Regions from separate parts of the Homo sapiens genome. Here regions 1, 2, 3, 4 and 6 are each linked to region 5. The links are chromatin contacts, found by Hi-C or POLR2A ChIA-PET in ENCODE. All regions are on one chromosome and are shown on one strand. The core of a region is the stretch at or near the end of the contact, and the rest is flanking DNA. Distances in the headings are between cores, read along the strand shown. Region 1 holds the start of KCNA6-AS1 (KCNA6 antisense RNA 1). Region 2 has its middle 58 kb from the start of CCND2. Region 3 has its middle 120 kb from the start of CCND2. Region 4 has its middle 120 kb from the start of LINC03141. Region 5 holds the start of FERRY3 (FERRY endosomal RAB5 effector complex subunit 3). Region 6 has its middle 20 kb from the start of LINC03141.

Evidence for each region. A loop is a pair of places that touch in the nucleus more often than their neighbours do. ChIA-PET counts read pairs that join two places held with the same protein, here RNA polymerase II (POLR2A). Pooled maps may share reads with other maps.
Region 1: a loop to region 5 is called in a map of OCI-LY7, with 3 times the contacts of the local background. The contact joins the promoter of KCNA6-AS1 here to the promoter of FERRY3 in region 5. A Hi-C loop is called at or near these places in 1 of 168 maps with a recorded cell type or tissue (OCI-LY7), 2 of 37 single-sample maps with no recorded cell type and 11 of 50 pooled maps. POLR2A ChIA-PET finds 5 or more read pairs at or near these places in 2 of 52 experiments (HEK293T and OCI-LY7).
Region 2: a loop to region 5 is called in a pooled map, with 4 times the contacts of the local background. The contact joins the enhancer-like site here to the promoter of FERRY3 in region 5. A Hi-C loop is called at or near these places in 2 of 50 pooled maps. POLR2A ChIA-PET finds 5 or more read pairs at or near these places in 2 of 52 experiments (GM10248 and activated T-cell).
Region 3: a pooled map shows a loop between it and region 5 (3-fold over the local background). The contact joins the enhancer-like site here to the promoter of FERRY3 in region 5. A Hi-C loop is called at or near these places in 1 of 168 maps with a recorded cell type or tissue (naive thymus-derived CD4-positive, alpha-beta T cell), 5 of 37 single-sample maps with no recorded cell type and 9 of 50 pooled maps.
Region 4: a pooled map shows a loop between it and region 5 (5-fold over the local background). The contact joins the enhancer-like site here to the promoter of FERRY3 in region 5. A Hi-C loop is called at or near these places in 1 of 168 maps with a recorded cell type or tissue (naive thymus-derived CD4-positive, alpha-beta T cell), 5 of 37 single-sample maps with no recorded cell type and 6 of 50 pooled maps.
Region 6: a loop to region 5 is called in a map of ascending aorta, with 4 times the contacts of the local background. The contact joins the enhancer-like site here to the promoter of FERRY3 in region 5. A Hi-C loop is called at or near these places in 1 of 168 maps with a recorded cell type or tissue (ascending aorta) and 10 of 50 pooled maps.

What each region holds. Positions count from the first base shown.
Region 1 is chr12:4,829,270-4,833,554 of GRCh38, forward strand. It overlaps KCNA6-AS1 (KCNA6 antisense RNA 1), which reads right to left and starts at 1,502. Exons shown (of 3, transcript NR_199077.1): 1 at 1,161-1,502. It also overlaps a transcript of KCNA6 not described here. RefSeq lists enhancers at 141-330, 391-550, 980-1,481.
Region 2 is chr12:4,214,051-4,218,280 of GRCh38, forward strand. No RefSeq gene overlaps it. Among named protein-coding and RNA genes, the nearest start is that of CCND2, 58 kb to the right of the region's middle. RefSeq lists an enhancer at 1,039-1,258. Within about 2 kb of position 1,306, at least 9 of the 41 ENCODE cell types and tissues checked have a DNase peak (open chromatin) inside an H3K27ac peak, as active enhancers do.
Region 3 is chr12:4,152,041-4,155,913 of GRCh38, forward strand. No RefSeq gene overlaps it. Among named protein-coding and RNA genes, the nearest start is that of CCND2, 120 kb to the right of the region's middle. RefSeq lists a cis regulatory region at 1,382-1,975 and an enhancer at 1,503-1,872. Within about 2 kb of position 1,496, at least 10 of the 41 ENCODE cell types and tissues checked have a DNase peak (open chromatin) inside an H3K27ac peak, as active enhancers do.
Region 4 is chr12:4,133,562-4,137,786 of GRCh38, forward strand. No RefSeq gene overlaps it. Among named protein-coding and RNA genes, the nearest start is that of LINC03141, 120 kb to the left of the region's middle. RefSeq lists an enhancer at 1,170-1,775. Within about 2 kb of position 2,455, at least 7 of the 41 ENCODE cell types and tissues checked have a DNase peak (open chromatin) inside an H3K27ac peak, as active enhancers do.
Region 5 is chr12:4,535,904-4,539,872 of GRCh38, forward strand. It overlaps FERRY3 (FERRY endosomal RAB5 effector complex subunit 3), which reads right to left and starts at 2,566. Exons shown (of 14, transcript NM_020374.4): 1 at 2,506-2,566; 2 at 114-316. The coding sequence starts at 291. RAD51AP1 (RAD51 associated protein 1) reads left to right here and starts at 2,987. Exons shown (of 9, transcript NM_006479.5): 1 at 2,987-3,053. The coding sequence starts at 3,037. RefSeq lists enhancers at 2,201-2,810, 2,811-3,419 and a silencer at 2,546-2,595.
Region 6 is chr12:4,029,709-4,033,675 of GRCh38, forward strand. No RefSeq gene overlaps it. Among named protein-coding and RNA genes, the nearest start is that of LINC03141, 20 kb to the left of the region's middle. RefSeq lists a silencer at 1,454-1,693. Within about 2 kb of position 2,228, at least 21 of the 41 ENCODE cell types and tissues checked have a DNase peak (open chromatin) inside an H3K27ac peak, as active enhancers do; they include ascending aorta, where a contact is called at or near this core.

The DNA of each region.
Region 1 (4,285 bases), core at 252-2,751, 290 kb after region 5:
ATCCCCCCAAAGCATGTCTGTACTTACCGTCTGAGGAGGGTGCTTCCCCTCCTTGAGCTGATTTGCCTGTGCTGTCCAGAAGCATTGCTGGATATGATTATCCAGTAGAAAAGGAGCTAATCGACAAACTTTTCACTGGCATAACGTGTCCACATTGCTCTTATTGCTCGCTAAATATAGAGGTTGCCAGGACCCCTTGAAATTTTGATTCAGAAGATCTGGGAGAAGCCTGAGAATATGCCTTTTTAAAAAACATGTGCTCTGAGTGATCACCTTCATGGATTTTGGGGAAGTCTTAGGTAGCAGGTCTCAACCTTCATAGGATATCAGCATCACCAGATTCTTTTGAAAAAAGTACCACTTCCTGTCCTTCTGCTCACTGCCTGCCCTAATTTGAATAACTGATCTAGGGTGGTTTCCAAGTTCAGGATTTAAAAAAAAAAAAGTCTCTAGAGGTTCTTGTGTGCAGCCATAGTTGGGTACCTCCAGCCCAAGAAGTTCTGCTGATAATATCGCACCTATACATTTAATTGCACTTCACATTTTACAACTCTCTTTCACCATTGAACATCGTAACAATTCACTAAGGTCAGTAAAGCAGGCATTATTATATTGTCCTTGGCCGAGAGAGGTTGACTGAATTGCCCGAGGCTGCACAGCTTCTCCCTCAGTCAGCAGCAGCTGTTCCCTACTTGGCTCATGGCCAGTCCTGCCAGTTCTTTTGGAAGGGGCAGCCTCCACTCCCCTGAGACTCACAGGATGAAATCAATTGCCTCTCCTAGTGCTGATGCTCGCGAGGCTCTTTCTTCCCCTTCTCAGCCACATCTTTTCTACTGCAGCCACTCTTCCTGCTCAGAGGGCCTCTCTCTGAAAGGTGCAGTTGCGTTCCCCTCCCATGCTCCATCCCACTTAACGGTTAGGTCATGGCACTGAGGGATGGACAGCTTGGAGCCTGGACAGTCCACATCCTCCACCGTGGTCTGAGGACAGAGACGTGCTGCCCCCCAGCTCCAGCCCCTTCGATGCCATCCTGCAGAAAGCACTGTGCACGCTGCATGGCAGGAGCCAGTAAAGTTCCACACCCCCATCCCAAATTCTCACATCCACCACCAAAGCTTCCTTCACCCCTGCATCCCACCGCGGATAACCTGAAAGCCCACCTGAGTCCTTCCTGGGAGGCGGCTGTGTGGGGCTGGAGCCCCCTGCAGTGGTGAGTCCCACTCCGGACACCTGGCCAATGGGAGCTTAACAAGGTGGCCAGCGAAAGAGAAACAGAACCCGGTAACGGCATCTGCCCCTTCCGCCATCCTCCACCCCGCAACCCGCTGCGGGCTCAAAATCTCTCCTCATTCAAACCGAGGACTTTTGTTTCTCTTTACTGTTCCTCTCCTTGTCCAGACCTTTTCCTTCACACAGGCTGTATCTTGGAGAGGCTCCCAGTGACTGTAGACTTCCTGTGTCAGAATCCTGCAGCCTCTGTCCCTGGGCTGCTTGGGCGGAGTGGGAGGCTGCGGGAGAAGGCGGGGTTTGCCTTGCAGGCAATGCGGGCAGGGGCGCTGCACCCAGGGAAGAGTTCCAAATGCTGATTCTCCCCATGGCCTTTACCTACCTACCTATTCAGCAGCCTTGCAACTGAGACGAAGCCACCCCCTAGCAGACTTTTGCAGGATATCGTTCACTTTCCTCTCTCAGGCCCTGCCCACCACGGGTTGTTGGTTTTGTGAGTTGGTGTGGGGGAGTCAGCAGGGTCCTCAGTGACTTTTGATCTTTCAGCGCTGACTTTCAGGAAAGGTAAGCTCTCTGCCAACAAAGCTGGTCTCCGCTGTGCCTCCTCCTCTTATACAACAACCCTAAGTGGCTTTCCTGCCAGGTGAGAGGATTTGCAAGGACTGCGGAGGAATATGGGACCGACGAGCTCTCCTTTCTCAAAACAGAGGGAGCCTTGGTGCAGATGCACAAAGTGGTCCTTGAAGTTGCATGTGGCCCGGAGCGGCTGGCTTGGTGGATCTTTACTGTTCTGGTTGGGCATTGTCAGGCAGCTATCAGAGGGCCCAAGAGTCCTTCACAATAACTCGTTATCACCCACAAGCAGCCAGCCAAGTTAGTACCTGCTTGACCCCGTCCTGCTGACAGTGGATTGGACCAGGGTTGAGCCTGAGAGCCAGCCAGCATGAGCCTCTTTCCTAGAAACCGTTAGTCAGGAAAAAAACGTTCTGGTTCAGTCTGGGCTAGCCTCTCTATGGGAGAGATGGAAAACCTCCCAGCCATGGGAGCTGGAAGGGGTCGGATCCATCCTCCAGCTCCGCTTTCTCCTTTTGTAAATGCCAAAAAGAATTGGGGTCCTGAGTGATGACTTGATTGGCCCAAGGCCACGTGGCTACTATGACTACTTTATAACAGAGCTGGATTTTGGAGTCCAGTGTGTTAATTCACTTACTCCCTTGGCTAAGACACGGAGCTTCTGAAAATAATCTCTTATGAGAGCTTCCATTCAGCTCAGACTTTGAAGAAATGATAGTTCTTGCATACTATATACAGAGAGAGCACAGGTCTCAGTATCAGACTGATCTGGGCTCAAACCCTGGCTCTCCGAGTCACTAGTATTGAGATCTTGGGCACATTTCTCATACACCTTGTGTTCCTCCAGTATAAAATGGGGATCACTCTGGTCTCACAGAAACATGGTGAGGGTGTTCTATTGAGTAGAAGATACGCTTAGCAAATACTCATTGCTAAATAAAACAAGGCTTCCTGGTCAAAATGAGTAATAGCTCTCTCCTTCCTAGTGCTCTGATTCTGAAGATGGTGTAGTTGTGGAATTATTTAGTGCCCTCATGTTTGTGGTTGGGACCAGAGAACAGGGGCCTTTCTTTTGCTTTTCTTCAGACCCCGAGAGCCTGGGTGTCATCAGTCAGCCCACGACCATCCCTTGTGGGCTTGGGAAAACTCAGACAGAGAGGGAAATGTGAGACTCTGGCAATGTGAAAAAAACAAGTACCTCTCTATTACTTATTTTCTAGTCTTGTGAAGTTTGTTCAACCTACAACCCAGCATTGATTCAAGGCCTCCTCTGTGACCCCACCCCAGCGGCAGTGCGCCCACTGGGTAAGATAAAGTGAGAGGTGCAGGGACGCACAGGTAGAAGGAGATCCTTCAGGCCTGGTCACATCTGAGGTTATGGGGCGGTGGCCTGATACTCCTGAGACAATACGCTTTTTGATACTCTTTTGAGGGTGGCTGCAGAGGACATTGGCTTGTACCTCTGGCCCCTCTGTTCATTCTTCACCTCATAGAATGAACATTTGCAGGCCTGCATTGAGACACTGTTTTGTCCTTGTTATGTGCTTCATGCCCTAAATCACCACATCAGAATTCAATTCCTAGTCACTCACCTGTCTCCAGAACAAATCCCTATGGAATATCCATCTTTCTAGACCCAGAGAGGGTCCTGCCTCTCTCAACCCTCCCTCTCTCCTCATGACTCGAAATCCTAAATCTCCTTCAAAGACCACCTAGCTCATATCCAGCTCTTCATGAAGTCTTTATGTGGACTGGACCACTCCTTTTGCACTCAGCAGAGGTTACCTTGTGTTGCTGTACATTTTTAGACTGTAAGAGTCCTTTCTAGAGATACATGTGCCACCAAACCCTCACCTCAGGGGGGTCAACAACCTAGTTGAAAATACGTCTTAAGTGTAGTTGGGCTGCCATTTTCTTGAAGGCAGGGCCCTGTCTCATCGTTTTTATTCCTCAGAGCACAATATCAGGGAACTATAGGCTGCATGTAACAGTGGCATTAAAAAAAGAGAATATTTTTTATCTCATATGAAATGGAGTCTTGAGGAAGGACAGCTTCAGGATTCGTAATGCATCAGTTAGCTATTGTGACATAGCTAACCAATTAAAAACCGAAAAGTTTGAAACACCACCATTACTTTATAGCTCCCAATTCAAGCAGGTCAGCAATTTTGGCTGGGCTCAGCTGGGCAGCTCTTCTGGTCTCACCTGTGCTTCCTCATGCATCTGTGATCCCTCATGCATCTGTGGTCATCTCTAGGTTGATCAGGTGGTGCTGCTGGGGGTTGTGTGGCTGTTGGCCAGGGAGCCTCAGTATCCTGCCCATGTTGCTCCCATGTCTCTAGCAGGGCAGCCTGGAGTATCCCTCTTGAGACGAGATTTGGAGTTGGTGCAGTCACTTCTGCTGCAGTGCTGTTGACTAAGACTCAGTAATGAGGAAATAGACTCTGCCTCTTCGTGGGAGGAGCTTCAAGGTCACATTGCCAAG
Region 2 (4,230 bases), core at 56-2,555, 320 kb before region 5:
GTTCACATGAACAAAAGCTGAGGATCCAGGTCCACATAGCCTGGAGAAAAGATTTCTGGGGGACCGAATTGTTGTCTTTCCATAGTAAAGGGTTACCACATGGAAGTGAAGGCACCTGTGCTTTGTCACCCACAGGGCAGATCTAGGAAACAGGAGATGGGGCAGTGCCAACATGTATAGTGTCCAGCATTACATATGGCACGTGACACACAAATACCACCAGAGTCATTTATCAAGGGCCTAGTACATGTCGGGCTTTGCGTGTTCTCTCGAATCCTCACAAAGACCTTGTCAGATGGGTATAATAATCCATGTTTTGCAAAAGAGGAATGAACTGGGAGAAGAAGATTTGCCAATGGGGACAGATGAGACAGTGTGGCCCTCTTAGGCGCCAACATCTTTATCCTGCATTAAATGAACATGCAAGCTTGTCCAACAGACAGGCATCAAAGGCTGTTTAGAAGAGAAGGGAAAAGAAATGGAGAGGGAGCAGGGGACCTCCCAAGCTCATTGCAGGTGTGTCCCTAAGAACTCCAGAGGCCCGGCCAGGTACAGTGGCTCACGCCTGTAATCCCAGCACTTTGGGAGGTGGGCGGATCACGAGGTCAGGAGATGGAGACCACCCTGGCTAACACGGTGAAACCCCGTCTCTACTAAAAAAATACAAAAAAATTAGCCGGGCGTGGTGGTGGGCGGCTGTAGTCCCAGCTACTCGGGAGGCTGAGGCAGGAGAATGGCGTGAACCCGGGAGGCGGAGCTTGCAGTGAGCCGAGATTGAGCCACTGCACTCCAGCCTGGGCGACAGAGCAAGACTCTGTCTAAAAAAAAAAAAAAAAAAAAAAAGAAGATGATGATGAAACTGAGGATTAGGAAGGTTAAGCGACTTGCCTGGACCAAGATCATCAGCTGCATGAACCTCTTAACAAAATGTTGGTCTAAAAAGCTATGTCAGGCTTATTCCTGGTTCCTCGTCTAAGCTGCTGTGACATTCTTCACACACGTCACCCTTTCCCTGGCCTTAGTTTCCCAATCTTTGGGCATGGGGCCTGAGCAGAGGGCTGTATAGCGGCTTGAGCAAGTGGTCTGGCGAGAAGAAAGTGCCTTCTGAAATTGAGTCTGTTCTGTGGCAGCGTTTGGGTGGAGCCCCCGATTTTGGCCCAAATTGCGCAAATAGTTGATCATAAAGAAGATTAAACAGACAAGTGAGATTTGCGCCGGTGGTCTCAAGATGGGACAAGTTTGTTCTAGATTTGAAAGTCATGCTTCAGTGCTCCAATGTAGCAAATTTTCTGTCCCTGGGGCTCTGGGGAAACCCTTGTGTAGTATATTTGCTTTCAGTTTCCTTTGACAGAGGTAGGGAGCTGGTGAGTGGGGGAAACATGCCCTTTTTCTAGGATCCCTCAACGCTTAATAGACGTGCAATCACCATCATCCAGCAAGGGCGTTGACAGCTTCTCAACTTCTGAACATTCACCCAGCAACCCGCGCCATGCCCCTGCGGTCTGGCCCTTGTCCAGCCTGCTGAGCCTTCTCTGTCAGAACCTTCATAAAAACAGGAACAGGATCTCTGACGGCCCAGAGGCTAACTCTGTCTCCTTTCTTGCCCGTTTTACTCTGGGCCCTCCCACGTGCCCACCAAACGCTGAAGGGAAGATTTTCTTAACTCAGTAAATGGCCACACATGTGTCTCGCTTCTGCAGTTCTGGCTTGGAGAAGTTTAATGTCTCGGGGCTGGAATAGCCTTGGAAGTCCTCAGGTTTATCCCACTGCCTCTGGGTTGACCACGTCGAGAGCTCCCCAGGACTCTCTGCCTCCCCATGTTTCTTAAGCCCACATCTGTGCAGAGCTTGTGGATCCTCAGTCAGATCAACCAGTCAATCTCCAAAGCTGCTCACCATCTAGTGCCACTGAGAGCCTTAATGCAGATATAGATGATGACCTGGTAGCTCACATGTACTACCCAGGGCTTTAGAGAATATTCAAAAAGTGCAAGTCCTTGTATGACTCAGGATGTGTCAGGTAGGTAGCTCCCGGGAGACAGAGAGAAGGCGGGTAGCCCCTCCATTGTGTGTTTAGCTCTTTCAACAATCCCTTGTAAGGTCTGTTAAATTATCTTGAGCACACAGCTCATTTTCTCAAATAAAATCTGTTCACTTTAAGGAAGAGAGATGCTTTATCTTCCCTCCTATTATTCCTGGCATCAAACCTAGCAAATAGTAATAATAATAATAGCTATGAGTTATGACTGCCTACTCTGTTCCAGACACTGCAAAAGGAACTGTAAATACATTAGCTTACCTTACCTTGACGAGAATTCTATGAGTCAGATATTGTTACCATTTGAAAGACGAAGAATGAAGGATCAGATTCATTCAGTGACTTGTTCCATCCTGACCTTTCAGCCTATAGCTGATGGAATCAGCATTCTAACCCAGGATAATCTGAGAAAAGGCTGGATAAGTCAGGATAAGCCAAGCTATGCTGCAGGTACAAGTAAACTCTAAAGTTTCCGTGGCTTTGTATAATAAAAGTGTATTTTTCACCCACGCAAAAGTGGTTGCAGATCTGAGTGCATCTCCAGGGTAGTTTTCCTCCTTGTGGCAGCTCAGCTACCCTTCCCTTTTCCCACCCCAACATGGGGCCTCTATTGTCAATCTACCTGAAGACAAAGGGCTGGAGCTTCACGCAGGGGCTTCCATGCTTAGGGCTGAAGATGACCTGACTGTATCACCACCAAACACATTCCATTAGCTAGTCATTCACAGGGCCCCACCTAACTTCAAGGAACCTGGGAAAGTAGACTTCTCTGTGCCCAGGAAAGAGGAAAACCAGGTATGGAGAAGCCCTAGTAATCTCTGCTACAAAAGCCAACATGCTTTCTACCATGCTAAACTGCCTCTAAAACTGAAAATAAAAAATAAAGTATGTTCTAATGACATTGCCACTGAGGTTGTCACGTGCACACAAAAGACTGGAGTGGGTGAGTTGGGGAAGATAGAGGAGCCGTTCATGCTGTAGACAAAACGCAAGACTTTTTGGTACATCAAATCAGCCCCCAAATCCCCGACCTAATTAGTGCCCAGACAGAGGAGCTGGACTGCCCCCATCTTTCCTCTCAGATGGATTTCCAGTCTTCTGTGACTTCTTCTTATCAAGGTGCCCCTAATATTCACTGTAACAGAACCTCCCACATATACACCACTCGCTGCTGGGGTGCACAGCAGAGAGAGAGGAAGTTAGGAGGCAGGGCTGGCATATGTGACACTTCGCATACATTTTCTCATTTCATCCTTGCAGCAAACCCACTTGGTGTAGCTCTTGGTAGTTTCACCCATTGAATAGTACAGGAAATTGAGACTCAGAATAATTAAATCGCTTTTGAAAGGCCACTTACGGGGACCTTCTCACTCCAAATGGACTTTTCTCACTACGACCATGTCAAATTTGCCCCCGGTCTGTTTTATTTACTTAAGTGGATCTCAGTCGCATGGAAATGGATTAATCATAATACTTATTTCATTCTGCACTCCTATAGTTGCCCCATGCATAACCCTACTTGATTGTTTGGCTATTGTTTTGAAAAATGTAACACGCTCCTAGAAACATACCACCCAACACATGGTTCTTCTTCATCCCACTCTGCCTGCCTCTTCCATGCACTGTAATTAACATACTACATTTTAGATGCATCTTTATCTTGCTTTCCTTTTATATAATTTCATTTTATTTATTTATTTATTTATTTATTTTAGAGACAGAGTCTTGCTCTGTCACCTAGGCTGGAGTGCAGTGGTGCAATCATAGCTAACTGCAGCCTCAAACTCCTGGGCTCAAGCGATCCTCCTGCCTCAGCCTCCCAAAATGCTGGGACCGCTGGCAGGCACCATCATGCCCAGCTACTTCTAATTTTTTTGTAGAGATTAGGGTCTCACTATGTTGCCTAGGCTGGTCTGGAACTCCTGGCCTCAAGCAACCCTCCCATCTCAGCCTCCCAAAGAGCTGGGATTACAGGCATGAGCTACTTTGCCTGGCTGTTTTATTAATTTTGAACACTGTAATATTTCGTTGTGTGAAATACTACAAATAATGTTTTCAGCTACTCTCTTATTTTTGCTATTGTGAGCAATTGCTATGAATGTCTTTTGCTGTGTGTGAAAAGGTTGTTTATGTAACCAGGAGTGAAATTGCTGTGCAATAAGTATGTGAACATTTTTCAAAATGGTTGTAATC
Region 3 (3,873 bases), core at 246-2,745, 380 kb before region 5:
TTGTTGCCTGGGCTGTCTAGGTTTTCTCTGAAGGCACCAATTACTGTTTTTATTAGTGCTCTATTACCGAGTTGCATAGATTTCTCAGGCCTGCCCAATCCTATTATTTTTAGCCTGTTATTTTTAGTGTGCAGTTTTACAGAATACAAAGTTTTTCAGGAATGTATGTATTATGTTACAGCACCTAACCTGTACTAAACCAATAGTGCTTATCTTTAACTGAACTAGAGTGTAATCACACCCACAGGATACTAAGCCATAGTTGAAAACAAAAACATAGAGCTACGTGGAAAAATCCCCACTGCAGAGTTAAGTGAACAAAAGCAAGCTGAAGCACAATACATACAGTATGATCTTATTCATGCAGTGAAGGGAAATAACCTTTGTAACAATGCTTTTCATTCTCTATGCATAAAGACACTGTATTCCATATGTCAGTAAATTAAAGGGAAACCTGGTAACAGCTTCGAGTTTAGTGAGAGAGGGGAGAAGGATCCCAGCAACATTGCCCTTAAATCCAGGTCAATGATGTCCTACTCTGGTCCCCTCTGGATCCTTCCCTTGGGACAAAAAGTTCTGCATTTAGTGGCACTTCCCTTTCCAGATCACAGTCCCTGGAAACTGGGACGCCAGAATTCTCTTGCGAGAGACTCCCGAGCCTGCTACATTTCTGGATCCATTTTCCTGACAATTGTTGCCTTTGTGCGCACCCTTAGGTCCAGGGAAGGGGCAGCGGGAAGAGAAGATGGGAAAGCAAGAGACCTCCACTGGTCCTGTTTTACAGGCAGGCCTGGTTACCAGGAGATAGAGTAGGTGCTGTCTGATCCTGCAGGAGGTTTTTTTTGTTTGTTTGTTTTTAGACAGGGTATTCCTCTGTCACCCAGACCGGAGTGCAGTGGCGCGATCTGAGCTCACTGCAACCTCCACCTACCGGGTTCAAGTGATTCTCCTGCCTCAGCCTCCCGAGTAGCTGGGATTAGAGGTGCCTGCCATCATGCCCGGCTAATTTTTGTACTTTTAGTAGAGACAGGGTTTCACCATGTTGGCCAGGCTGGTCTTGGACTCCTCACCTCAGGTGATGCACCCGCCTCAGCCTCCTAAAGTGCTGGGATTACAGGTGTGAGCCACTGCGCCCGGCCTGGTCCTATGGGACTTTATGTGTAAGGTCCAAGTTTTACAGGGAGAATCAGTTTTACGTTGTTTAGATACTTAACAATTAATTAAAACATAACAAAAAATTGCGATACTTTCTACTCATCTGGAAACTGGAACTAACAGGGTCTTTCATGATAATTCTTGATTATGGTTCCTGAGTTCGATGGGGAAAGAAATGGGGAAAATTAAGACATAGAGGGTGACAGGTGTCAGTGACTTCCTACTTTTAAAGAAAGCAGGCTTACTGTGATGGCTGCAGAGGGCTATGGGGTGAGAGTGGAATTCCCCAGAAGCAAAAGCCATAGCAATTAGTAGAATTTCCACCCCACTTCCACCCACTGTCTCACGTCCAGCCCATGGCCTGGCCCCAAGAAGCACCCAGGAAACAGTCCTGAGCAGGCCTTGTATCACACACTTCAGGGCAGTTGGTCAAATCTGTCATCAGAGGCGCCACAGACCAGGGGATTTCCTGTGGGTGGAGTCCTCAGCAAGGTCTTGGCACTATTCTGGGGTGTTCCCCAGCTCCCCCACACTGATTCCAGGAAGCCTGCCTGGGATTATCAGAACTTTGCTATCTTGTCCTCAGCTGCTTTCAACAAAACTGGGTGGGGGCTGGGGATAGGCCACCTGGTGAATGAGCCAAAGGAGAACAGAACCAGGAAGCAGCAGGCCAGCCATCTAGGTGTGTCTACTTATGAGCTTGGGCAAGCCATTTAACTCTGCGCCCCGCCGGTCCCCCTGCTACCTATAAAATTGGGATAATATTCCATCTCAGGGCAACTTCAGAAGGCTGTTGTGAAAATTAAATGAGATAAACAATCGATCTGATTTTTAAAAAAGACCAAAGACTTTGCATAGGCTGGGTGTGGTGATTCACCTGTAGTCCCAGCGCTTTGGGAGGCTGAGGCGGGAGGGTTGCTTGAGCCCAGGAGTTTGAGACCAGCCTGGGCAACATAGCAAGACACCGCCTCTAAAAAAAAAAAAAAAAAGACTGAATATATCTCACCAAAGAAGATACACAGATGGCAAATAAGCACATGAAAAGATGTTCAACATCATATGTCATCAGGGAAATGCAAATTAATACAATGATAAGACACCATTACACGCTATTAGAATGGCCAGCTCCAGAACATAGAAAACACCAAATGCTGGACAGAATGTGAAGCAACAGGAACTTTCATTCATTGCTAGCAGGGATGCAAAATGGTACAGTCACTTTGGAAGACAAGTTTGGCAGTTTTTCACAAAACTAAATGCACTTTTACCACACAAGCCAACAACTGATTGAACTCCTTGGTATTTATGTCCACACAAAAACCTGCACACAGATATTTATAGCAGCTTGTTGTTTTGTTTTCTTTTGTTTTGTTTTGAGATGGAGTCTTGCTCTATCGCCCAGGCTGGAGAGCAACGGCACGACCTTGGCTCACTACAACCTCTGCTTCCTGGGTTCAAGCGATTCTCCTGCCTCAGCTGCCCGAGTAGCTGGGATTACAGGTGCCCACCACCATGCCCGGCTAGTTTTTGCATTTTTAGCAGGGGTTTCGCCATGTTGGCCAGGCTGGTCTTGAACTCTTGACCTCAGGTGATGCACCTGCCTCGGCCTCCCAGAGTGCTGGGATTACAGGTGAGGGCCACCGTGCCCAGCCAGCAGCTTTATTCTTAATTGCCAAACCTTGGAAATAACCAAGATATCCTTCAGCAGGTGAATGGAGCAACCAACAATGGTGCATCCACATAATGGAGTATTATTCAACTCTGAAAAGAAATGAGCTGTCAAACCACGAAAAGACAGGAAGGAACCTCAAATGCATGCTGTGAAATGAAAGAAGCTAATCTGAAAGTTTACATACTGTATGGTTCCAGCTGTAGGACATTCAGGAAAAGGCAAAACTACAGTTAAAAGATTTTCTGGGGATTTGTGGGGAGGGGTGAGAGATGAATAGAGGGCATAGGGGATTTTGAAGGCAGTGAAACTATGCCGTTAGATACTGTAATGGTGTATATGTCACCATACATTTGTCAAAAATCATAAAATGAACAACAGGAGTGAACCCTGATGTAAACCACCGATTTTAGTTAACAATAATGCAGCAATATTAGCTCATCAATTATAAGAAATGTGCCAAACCAGTGCAAGATGTTAATAATAGGGGAAATTGGGAGGGATGGCATATGGGAACTCTCTGTACTTTCCACTCAATTTTTCTGTAAATCTAAAACTGATTAAAAATTTTGTCAATTAATTTTTTTAAATACTTCTACCTTCTTGGGTAATTACTTAACCTTTCTAGATCTTCATTTCAATTTCCTTAGCTATGAAATGAGGGGGTTTGACACGTGCTCATGTGGCTAGTGGCTACCATCTTGGATGGTGCAGATCTGGAAGATTTCCACAGTCTTTCTTTTCCTCTTATGACTTTTTTTTTTTTTTTTTTTTTTGAGACGGAGTCTTGCTCTGTCGCCCAGGCTGGAGTGTGGTGGCACGATCTTGGCTCACTGCAACCTCCACCTTCCACATTCAAGCTATTCTCCTGCCTCAGCTGGCCACGTATCTGGGACTACAGGCATGCGCTACCACGCCCAGCTAATTTTTTTGTATTTTTAGTAGAGACGGGGTTTCACCATGTTGTCCAGGATGGTCTTGATCTCTTAATCTTGTGATCTGCCTGCCTCAGCCTCCCAAAGTGCTGGGATTACAGGCGTGAGCCACCA
Region 4 (4,225 bases), core at 1,205-3,704, 400 kb before region 5:
CTCAGTTTCCTCATCTGGATAAGAGTCCACCATTTAAAGGAAGTATTAAGGGAAGAGTCTGAGTATATCCAGTACTCAGACCAAGGAGTATGCCCAGAGGACAGGGGACAGATGGCCTCTTTCCAGTGTGCTGTTCGATTTTCCCACTGCCTTTCAGGTCTGCCTAGCCCTGAACGAAAGGAGAACTAAGAAATGAAGGAGAAGTGAAGAAGAAACAGGAGGGCAACTGGAAGTGGCGAGTCACCAACATTAGAAACGTTAAAGAGAGAAACGAGAAGCAAGCCTGGAAGCTGAGCGGAGGCCATAGTGATAGAGCAGGCAGAGTGGCAGAGTCCAGTCAAGGCTAAGGAGGAGGGAAGGACAGGAGAGTTAAGGCCCAGGTTTCACAAGCAGGAGAGAAAGCTGAGGCTGGCCAGCTACAAGCTAGAGCCCCACAGCCCAGCCAGATGGTAGCACCCAGCCTGGCTCTCCTTGTCTATCCTACAGTCGGCAGCTCCCTTGCCATCAGGCTCTTCCCAGCTTGCAGCTGCTCCCAGACACTGTCTCCTGGGGAAACAGCTGCTGCTTCCCCTTCCTGAATGGAGCTGCTCATGCTTTCCACCAGCCTGCTACTGGTCCAGTCCTGTGGGGAGACACACGCACGCACACACACGTATATGCACACCCACGCGAGCATCCATAGCTGCATGTCATCCCGGAGTTCTCTCTCTTCCTTCTTTCTCCCTCCAACCACCCTCACCCCAAGCAATGGCCCCAGCTGGTCAGCCACCAGCCCCTGCCAGCCTCTCTCTCCCATCCCCAGCACCCTACTTTCAAAACCTAAGACTTTGTGTTTCACGGGGCTGTCCCTAGGAAGAGGACCCAGGTTGACCTAACTAACACGAACGCCCCGTCCCCATGATGGTGGGTGGGAGGTGGGGGAGGGGATGGTAACTCTGCAGACTGCAGTTGATTTGCTGCTCCTGAGAGGACCCAAAACTTTTTCTTAAAGGGAAAAATGCAGAAAGGCCCCAATTCCTGATTGGCTATCAGCTGGACTCTGGAATGCCTCCATTACCGTATATGCTCACATATGAGATGCTGCAGCAAAAGAAAAGTATCCTATTTTCCAAGCCAAGGTGGAGTAAAAATAGAAAAATAGCACATTTATTTCCCCATGAAGGTCCTGTCTCTCTTCCCAGTCTCCACCCCCACAAGCATGACGACTGCCCTAGGAATCGTGATTTTGCAGGGGCCCTATCTTGGCTGGAAAGGAAAACTGAAATATACAATTGACAAGAAGGAGGACTTCTCTGATGATTTTCCTTGAGGCTCATCATTTAAACACACTACTATTTTTCCCGGGGCTTCTCATAGGCAAGGATATACGGTATTTCGCGTGAGGAATGTGCTATTCACAATCTCCCACCTTTCTGGATAGCGGAAGGGATTAAAATGATCTTATAGCTAATCGATTCTCAGGTCCCTGGAGCACCCCTCCCCCACAACCTCCGTGCCCCCAACCAGAAACCTTCCTGCATCCTCTCGGCCTTTCCAGCCAACCTCACATTCTTCCACCCCCACCCCTGGCCAGGAGGGCCAAACAGAGGAGCAGGGAAAGGGGGCAGGGAAGGAAGGAAGTTTGTGAGTGTCTGAATGTGTGCTCTGGTTACATTCCAAAGGCAAACAAAGTAAAATAGAAAACATTAAAGTTAGCTCACCATTGTTTTGTATTATCCATGCCCCGCAAATCTTCATTCATGTAGATAGCAACCAGTGAACAACATTCTCATCACAGAAGGTCAGAAATGGAGGGCCTCGGAGACTGTCATTATCTGCCCTGTTCATTTTACAGCAGACAGCTCTAAGAATCAGAGAGGCTGGGTAACCTGACTAAGGTCACACAGCCAGTTCCTAGCGCCTCCAGGGCTAGAACTTAGTTCTCCTGAGGTTTAGGCCAGGGCTCTGCTCTTTCCACATTCCATACTTGTTTTATTTGTTTTGTTTTGTTTTGTTTTTGAGAGAGAGTCTTGCTCTGTCGCCCAGGCTGGAGTACAGTGGCGCGATCTCGGCTCACTGCAAGCTCCTCCTCCCAGGTTCACGCCATTCTCCTGCCTCAGCCTCCCGAGTAGCTGTGGCTACGGGTGCCCACCACCACGCCCTGCTAATTTTTTTGTATTTTTAGTAGAGATGGGGTTTCACCACGTTAGCCAGGATAGTCTCGATCTCCTGACCTCGTGATCTACCTGCCTCGGCCTCCCAAAGCGCTGGGATTACAGGCGTGAGCCACCTGCCCGGCCCACATTCCATACTTGTTTTTTATTCACATACAAAAGTGCTTCTTGGTTGCCTCTGCCTTCAGTCAGCCTCGTGGTCTAAACCAGTTGATAGGGTAACAACATGGGGACCTTTGATGTTTGGGCTGCCCTTCATGACAGGAAAAAGGAACTACTAATTGCCCCGGTCTAGGTGCAGACTGAGCCACGTGCTGGGCCCTTTGAGGACGTGGGCGGCAGAAGTCTCACAATGACACTTGGTTGCACAAACCCAGAGCAATTGAGGGGAACTGAAATTTGATCTTTTTCCTTCTTTCTTTCTTTTTTTCTCCAACAATGTATGAAAGAGCCAGTGAAAACCCCAGCCAGACACACTGAATCATTGAGAAACACAGAAGCGGGAGGCGCCCATCCCTTCTTGGTGATGGGGGAGCTGGAGGGCAATGACTTCATCAGCTGTTGTTGCTGTCACAGTCCCAGTGTCGTGAGGCGTTCCCTGTTCACCTCTGTGTATCCACAGTTATGTGAATGGTTGTGTGCATGAATTTGTGGACAGGGGGCTTGGGCCTGTTTCTGTGTATGCGTGTGTGTGTGTGTGTGCGTGGTGTGTGTGTGTGTTCTTTCAAACACACTCACTTCCTCTTCTGCCGCTCACTGCCATAATGCTCCAAGAACCCAGCACAAGGTTTCCATTAGTGAAGCACATTTTTGTGCTATGGATGTTGAACCAGCGGGGAAAGAAAGCAGACTGTTGTCTGTGATGGATGGGTTTTCTAGAGAACTTCCCAGGGTGGTCCTTAAGGGGGCTGGGACGGAGGCATGCCGGACGCACAGCCTCAAAACATTCCCTTGTTTGGGTTTGACATGTGTGCTGGGGGTCTGTCTGCTCTGCCGCTGGGCCCTGCAATTCCATTCATCCCTGGGCCCTCCTTTCTGCCTCGATCCTTCCCTTCCCCCCAACATCCCTCACTTCCAGTTTACCTGAGTTCAGAAATCCCTTTTTCTCTTTCTAGAATAAAAAGTAGTTTGTCCCGTGTGCTTGCTTTTGGTTGTGTATATGGCTGCCCCTAAGAGGAAGGGAAGGTTGGGGGACCGGAGCTGATGTGATGTCACCCGTTACTCCTTCATGTGAACAGTCTCTGTGTATCTCTTCAGAGTGCTGAGCTTCTCACAGACGTTATAAGAATGATTTTCCAGGATCATCACCCTATGGGCGAATAGAGACAAGGAGAGATGAGGTGGATGACCCAGAAGCAACATCTCCCACAATGCCTGGAATACAATTAGCATGTGTCGGATAAATGACTAATAAAAATAACTAGGATTCTATGGAAACTGAGTTTATAAATCACTTTCCCTCTGCTCAGTTAGCCCCACTGTTTTAAAGCAGAAGGAAATAAGCCTCCAGGAGCTTGAGTGATTTGTCACGTGACCATTAAGTGGCAGAGTGGGGAAGCAAATCCAGTTCCCAGACTTGAGGTTCCCCCAAGATGTTTACATCTTATCACCGTGTTAGGGGAGCCTGGAACCACTATCCGAAGAAGGGCCACTGCCCTCAAGGTGCTTTCAACCCAGCTGGGGAGACAGAAGCTGCAGAGGAAATAATACAGAACAATTCAGGGAAATATCATACAGAAACACTTTGGGGACTCCAAAGGCCCCGGGAAGACAGGACTGCATTGGGGACCATTATCCCAGTTCAATGAGGAGAAAATGGAAGGGCCATAAAGAAATGGAGCAGTTCACCCAAGGTCAAATCACTGAGAACAAAGGCAAGTTAATGAAAGCCTTAATCCAGTTGAAGGGTTTTCAAAGAGCTTTTAGGAACAGGTGGGTGGCAGACTAGAGGCTCAGACCTCCCAGGAAGGGCATATCGCCCAGTCCCCCACCCACAGTCTTTTCTTCACTTCAACATAGGAAAGTTCTTTCCATCACTGGAGCAGAATATCCCAGAGTAAGTTGCGCGATAT
Region 5 (3,969 bases), core at 1,316-3,815:
GTTATGGCTGTTTCCAAAGCTTCTTAGGTTTATGCTTTCTAATATGAAACTTCCAATGACAGACTATTGAAACTAATAAAGTGGTGTTACTTAAAAAAAAAAACAGTCCTCACCTTTTTCTATAAAGCACGGTAAACTGTGCAGCAGCATCAGACGTCCATGCAAATGACTGGCATTCTCTTGAACAGGAAATTTGAGTGGCACTCTCAGTTCTAAGCACTGACTTCCTACTTTAAATTTATATACAAATTCTCTCTCTCTATTGCAGAATCTTTCTCTGTTTTTCTTCATATTCTTTGACAGGATTTCTACAGAACTAACAAAAAAGCAGTAGGTTATAAGTCCATAAAGAAATTATGTTTCATTATTGCTGTCCCATTTCTAAGAAAACATTCCACCATTCAAGAGATTTTGTCTATGAGCCAATTATTCTAGTTTTTCCCAAGTGTTTATCCCTGTACTTCCATCTTCATGATGAAAACAAAGTGCTTCTTTAAAAAAAAAAAAAAAGACACTTTGTTTTAAACTTGATTTAAGAAAAAAAATTATGGCCATAAAGTACTTTATATTCCAAGGCAGGGTTCTCAATAATAGGGAAGGACCATGGAGAGAAGAGCAGAGAGAATTCTTAGGGAGAGTTCATGGGTGGGGAAATACAAAGCTTAAGAAACCGTTGGTAAAAAGAAAGTCAAAGAAGCAGATCAGGGACCAAGGAGTGATCCTGGAGAACTTAGAGGTTGTGGTCATGAGATCCGACTGGGGGAAGGGGAGTAAGAAAGTGTTAGAAAGATTTCCATGTGGGAAGAAGATACACAGAAAAGAGAGAGTACAGGACCTCCACTTCCGGCCCACACCCCAAAGGCAAACTAGACACTACTAAGGAAGAAGAAAATCTAGTTAAAGGCAGTAAGAATCAACATCAATTAAAGATTTATTTATTCATCAGCCTTGTAACTGGACTTCCTATGGCTAGGCTTTCTCCCATCAAATCAGTTCTTACATTATTTTCTACACTGAAGTTATAGTAATCTTCCTTTTTAAAAAAGGAATATACTTATCTGATCATGTTGTTCATCCGCTTAAAAACTTTCTATGACATTCCATTGCTCTCAGGATAAAATGCAAACTCTTTATCCCAGTTTACAACACCCCTGCTTATATTTCCACTCTTCTCTCAGAAACTGCACCTCTCCTTCCTAATACACAAATTCACAAATTTTATTTTCCAGCCATTCTGAACTTCTGTCAACACCAAACTTCTCCTTCCATGCCGAATCTTTTTGAATGCCTTTTCCTTTGCCTAGAGCACTCTTACTGATCTTAATTTCATTGGATAACAATTGCTAATTCTTCAGGTCTCAGTTAAGCCTCTAGGAAGACTTATCCAACTCCCTAAAACTGGATTGGGTCCCGACAGGCTCTCATATTAGCCTAGACTTATTTGAATCATGGCACTTATCACGCTCTATTTCTTACTCTTGGCTAGAAAACAGTCTTCTTGAAGTGGAAGGAATACTGTCTTGTATTCCATGTATTAGGCAGGATGTTGCGAATGGCAAGAACTAATAAATAATTGTTGGATTGTATGGCGTTTTTATTTTATGGTGCTCACTGGAAAAATAAAGAACAAAAAATTATTCATACGGTTATTTAAAAAGATATCACCTGAAATATAAAAAAAACTCAAAGGACTTTTGTACATGTCGTGGGGCGGGGCTAAGTTGAATTATCCAGACTATATTTTCAAATCTGTATGTAGGCTATACACAAAAATCTTCGTCTATTTCACCATAATGCAAAGAGATAGGGTATTTGTTTTACTCAGAAAGAATTAAAATTAAACGTAAAGCAATACAAATTTTTATAATGTTAGAAAACTACCAAAACTACATAAAGGTATATTCTATGATGTAGAAATTTCATTCCTAAGTATATATCCAAATACACACACACGCATATGTTCGCTAAAGTACACCCAGAAGAATGCTCATATAAGTTTTATTTATAATACCCCAAACTGGAAACAACCAAAATGCGTATTAGTAGGAGAATAGTAAACTTGTTTATTTTATGAGATAAATACTACACAGCAATAAAAAAGAATCAACCACTGATAAATGCAAAAATATGAATGAATCAGGAATGTTGAAAAAAAAAAGAGAAGGCAGACACAAAAGCTCTGGTTCAACATTTAGACTTGTGTTTCAAGAAACTGATAACTTTAGTTCTTTCTCCTCTCGCTCTTTTTTTAGACTAATGGTCTATCCTGAAGCCTGGGTTCAGTTTTAGCAACCGTGAAATCCAGGAAGGTTTCCCATAAGAAAATGGGATGGAAGGTCTGGACCGAACACACACAGCCAACAGAGCGGAGGCTCTGAGGCTCACATTAATCAGGGAAAAGGAAGACAGACGGTCGAGCTGAGAAACTTCAGCCGGGTGAGGGGACTAATCCCTCTGTAACGGTTGTCAGTCTGAAAGGGCATCCTCACTCGGTTCTGGGCTCACCTCGTCTAGTTCCGAAGTCCTGGGCAGTCCGCTCACTCGAGCTGTCAGCGCGTCCTGCACTGGGAAACCAGCTGACTTGCCGACATACTTTTTCCACACCGCGGATCCGCGAACGTAGATTCGCCACATCCTTTTCTATTTCCTGGCATCTTGTAGAAAATTTCTCAGTCCAAGTGCCCCTATGTCCCAACCTGTTTCAATTTAACAATTTGAAAGGTGCAATAAGGTGTATTTCTATTGTTATTCTGTATTTCAGAGACAGGGCAAATCCGCCGTTGTGACGAAAGTGCAGGGACAAAGCACAAACTCGGCTCTGGTGGACCGGATACGGAAAAGCGGTGCCTTGGGGAGGGCGGGAGCAAATTCGCTTTCCCCACAGCGCGTGCGCCGCCGCAAGCATGGCTGGTGATGATTGGACGACTGGTAACAGGGGGCGGAGGGCTCCGAAGTCTGGTTTTGGGCGGGAATTGAAACCGCCGCTGAAGCCAACAAGAATTTGAGAACTGTAAATACCAAGCCTTGAAAGGGACCATGGTGCGGCCTGTGAGGTGGGTAGTTCCTGACATTCGTCGGGGGTGGGAGGAAAACTAAGGGAAAAGACATGAGACTAAGGGGAAAGGATCGAGTAAGACCGGAGGGCAGCGATGGTGGGGTTAGGATGGACGGTTATCAAGAACCCAGTCTCCAGTGAGAGCCACCCGTTGCTCAGAAGTATCCTAGCATCGTAGCTTTTTCCTTCTCTTTGCCTCCCTTCACAACCGTCGCCGTTTCTTTTACCAAGACCTTGTTAGCGTTTGAACAGCGCTTTACATTTCACCGAGCGCCCAATTATGTGTTATTTTATTTGTTTATCACTGTAGTTATTTGATATAGAAAGAGTAAGCATTCCTGTTGTATTGATTTAACATTTCTACGTATAGAGGGTAAGTTATCTGAGTCATACAGCCCAGTAAGTGGCAGGGCAATACTCAAACCTAAGTCATCTCACTCAAGATCCTCTGTGCTTTCCATCGTGGTATTAGAAACGATTCTTCTATTTACACAGTTGAGTGCCATGGAAGCCTATAGTTAGCCATTCATTTAATAAAGTTATTGAATATATTCACTTCTTTAGTGTACGAGGTGCTGGAGGTTACATTCCAGTGGGAGGTGAGGTTAGGGGGCCGAAAATAAGCCTCGAAATATGAGAGTGCGAAAGAGGAAAGCACTACTTTAAATATAGTAGTTAATATGTGACTCTGAGGCGATAATGCATGCACTGAGTCATGAATCAGGGTAGAGGGAATAGGAGCCAAGGCCCCATACTTGACCATATTTTAGGGACAGTCTAATGCTATAGGATTAACAAGCAGTGGGGAGAATCGTAGGGGGATTAGGCCAGAGAAATAGGCAGGTGCCAGAACAGATAGGGTCTTGTAAGTCTTAGAAAGGAGTTTAGGTTTTATTTTAAGTCAATGGGAAGTC
Region 6 (3,967 bases), core at 978-3,477, 510 kb before region 5:
CTCAAAAAAAAAAAAAAAAAAAAGGATGTGTGCGTATATACATATATTCACACACATATGGTAGGTATACATCTATATATACATGTATCTGGTAGGCTAAGCCTACCACATATCAGAACAGACACCAAAATAAACAAAATATCAGAAAAGATGACCAAAATTCTTAACTAAATGGACAGTTTGGATACTGCTCCATGGTAGAAAAGGCTGTACTGTGTAGCTAGTGTTCTGTAGATTCTGGAAAGGAAATCTCTTGTTTACGATTGTGCTGCTTAGCTTATAATAGATACACCATAAATATTTGTTGAATGAATAAAGGAATAGAACTTTCATTGGTATGGAAAGAGTCCTGAAGGGCAGGGGCAAAACCACAGCATCTAAAGTGCTAAAGCCATCTGTTCTAGCAATTTATTTGCTATTTCTTGGAAGGCCTATTATTTTATAATCCAATTTCCTGACAGAAGTAGAAGCCCATAGGTTCTAACACCTTTGGCTATTTGAACCTAGGTAAGTTATCTAACCTGTCTCAACTTCCACCACCTTATCTGTTAAATGGGTATGATAATTCTTTACTTACCTGGGGATAATTTAACTGTTCTGATGGGGTACAAAATAGAAGTGGCCTCTGTCCTTTCTAGTGGAAGAGATAGTAAGCAAATAAAATTAGAAAATTACAGCTTTTAACATAGGCATGATGGAAAACCGCAGGGTGTCACGTGGGAGTAGCAGTGGGACCTCATTCAGATTGGGGCACAGGGAAGGCTTCACTAGTAAAATGCCATTTATGCGGAGACCTGAAGGATGAGTTAGGAATTGGCCAAGAGATAGTGAAGGAAACAGCACGCGCAAAGGCCTGAGGCAGGAAAAAGCTGGGGGAGAGGGGCAGTAATTTCAAGCAGCCCAGAAAGACCACTGGGATAAAGCTGGATGGAGAGGGACAGAGATGCTCAGAGGTACTAAGGTGGGGGAATGACATGATGCCATTTACATGTTGAGAAAAGCACTTGGGCCGCTGCGTGGAAAATCGTTTGGGGCTGAAGTATAAGAACTGGATCTCGGTTCTTACAAGAACCTGAATCTTAGCGCCAAGGACTCTAATGATCCTGCTCAAACCTCTCATTTGAAACACGAGAAAAAAACCCCAAAACACCAGAACTACAATTGTGAGAAGCCTTGGCCAGGATCGCACGTTAATCTGGTTGTAATGTAGCTGTGAACTAGGGTCTCTGACTGCTCTTCCGCGATTTATGAGCCCGTGCCCCCCTCCCCCCGCTGCCTTCTGCAATGGTGGAGTGGCCAGGAGATGACTGCCGGGCGTCGGAGTTTTGAGGCAGGCGAGGGTGGCTCGCAGGCCAGGCTCCTGCGGTCCGGGGAAGATGCGCAGCAATGCGCCTCCAAGCCGGGCCCAGGCCGAGCGCCTCTCGCCGCCGCGCACATTCCGGAGGGGGACCGCGGGGCTCAAAGGGCCTGCGGCGTAGGTGGCTCAGCCCTTTCCTTGGCTTTCCCTCCAGGGCCATACTTGCCGAAACCCACTGCCTGAGCCTCCCGCCCGCCCGCCGCGCCCCCGCCCGGGGCCGGGAAACGAGCAGGGACAACTCCCCGCCCGCGCCTCCCCGCGCCCGGCGGCCCGGCTAGCAACCCAGAGGCGCGGCGCTGCGATTGGCTGCGCGGGGGAGAAGGGGCGCTGCGCTGCTCCAATCGCCGGCCGCGCCCGGAGGCCGCGCCGCCAGGAGGCCGCGGACGCGTGCTCGCATGCCTGTGGTATTTGCTCAGAGGGGCATGACCACTTCGGGCAAGCCTTTAAATGTGAGTCAGCTTTCGGCCGATCCCTGGGAAAAATTCCTTCGGTGTTGTCAGGCAGGGTTCGCTAGCTGCAGCTTTTTTTTTTTTTTTTTAAACAATTCAAAAGGGATAATCCCGCTGAATGGGGAAAGGCATTCGGACCCCGTCTCCCCGGAGGAGAGGCCGTGGGCAGTGCCGGGGGCCAGGCCTCCCCGACTCTGGGCGGCCCCGAGGGGCTGGTTTTCTGGAGGGTCAGGGCACCTGCCCTTTCTTCCCTGCGCCCTCTCCCCAACTTCAGCAGGGCACAAAGGGCCGGGGGGCACGTAGACCGCGGGGCGAGCAGTGCCCCCTGGAGTTGTGCCCGGTCCCGGCCTCCCTTTCTCCCCTCTCTCCGCGCTTCTGCTCCTGGACCCGGCCTGGGGAAGCCGAGCGGTTCTAGGTCATCTCTCCACCTCCCTAAGCTTCAGTTTCCTCATGGGCGAAGGGGAAGGCGGACAGTAGAGGAAGTGAGCTGGCCTGGGAGTGTGGAAACTTGGCGTGTTCTCCCAGCTTAGTCTTACTAACGTGCTTGGGCAAGCCCCTTCTGCACTCCCGGCCTCAGTTTCCCCATCTGTAAGATGAGAGAGCCGGTCTGGAAGAGTCCATGAGTGTAGTGACATCAGGCGATCGCGGTACCCCTTCCTGGGGCCTGTGGGCGCGGGGTGGATAAAGCCCTGTGACTTGCCCGCCTGCTCCTGCACAACTCCATAGCTGCTCCCCCAGGCCACCCAGCTTCCCCTCCCAACGTCATCTTAGAGACGCCCAGTAGGCAGGATTGGGAGCACCAAGGGGAAAGAAGACCAAAAAAGGCCGAGGGCTGAGGGAAGTGAGTTGGGACTGGAGGGGTTTATGTGCAATTTGATTTTAAACGAACATCTTGTGCAGAAGAAGAGGCAATTTGGCACCTGTTACTGGTGGGTTAATAGCTTAGGCACTCTTGGTAATGGGGATACAATACTGTGAAGACCAGATTAGCCGACTGTGGCAGCAAATTATGAGTTGACCGGAGGCTGGGTGCGGTGACTCGTTCCTGTAATCCCAGCACTTTGGGAGGCCGAGGTGGGTGGATCACCTGAGGTCAGGAGTTCGAGACCAGCTTGGCCAACATGGTGAAACCCCGTCTCTATTAAAAATACAAAACATTAGCCGGGCGTGGTGGCAACTGCCTGTAATCCCAGCTACTCGGAAGGCTGAGGCAGGAGAATCGTTTGAACCTGGGAGGCGGAGGTTGCAGTGAGCCGAGGTTGCACCATTGCACTCCAACATGGGCAACAAGAGTGAGACTCCGTCTAAAAAAAAAAAAAAAAAAAAAAAAAAGAGTTGACCAGAGAGATGCCATAGAATCTCTGCGCTTGGGAATCTTTGAAAGATAAGGCAGGCACCACCCTCCCTCCTTTGAAGGGCTTTGAAATCCAGGCAGAGTGAAACTCTTAGAGCGCTCTGAATCAAGAGACCATTGGAGCACTGGCTACTTCTGTGTGTGAGAAGTGTGGTTTGGTAAAAAAGAGCATTGCACTGTGCTGCTAACACAGGGGTGTGACCTTGGGCAAGTCACTTGCCTATTCTCAGTCTCCTTTTCATCTGCAGCAGGATGAGGGATTAAGCTAATTGACCTCTTAAAGTCCCTTACAACTCTGACACTCCACGATGAAATGGAATAATGTGTGAGTAATTGCTTTGAAAACTGCATAGCACTAGGGGTCTTTTTGTTGTTATTTTTATATAGATAAAGGTGACCTGAGAGTTCATTAAACTCTGAAACTGGTTGTAAATCAGGCCATCCACAGCCTACCAGCTGAGATTGCAACAGGGCATTTTTTGGCGACAGGTTTCTCTGGCCTGTGAATCAGTATTATTTATTCTGTTTGTACTGTCAGTTCCTGCCCTGGTTTTGTAGCCTGAGGCAGCCACTCTTCGCACTCTGCCTTGGTTTCTCCACCTCACTTGCCTTCTCCAACTTCTTGTGATTCAGATGAATCATGCTATGCCTTTGCCAAGCTTGGATCTCCTGGAAACAGGACTGCAAATTTGGAGGAAGAAAAACGAGAACCAGATTGGTTTGCCACAACTAACTTTGACCATTCTCCTTTTTCCTTCTCTGTGATCTTCCAGTTGTATGGGGGGCTCTGGGATGTATGCAGATGGG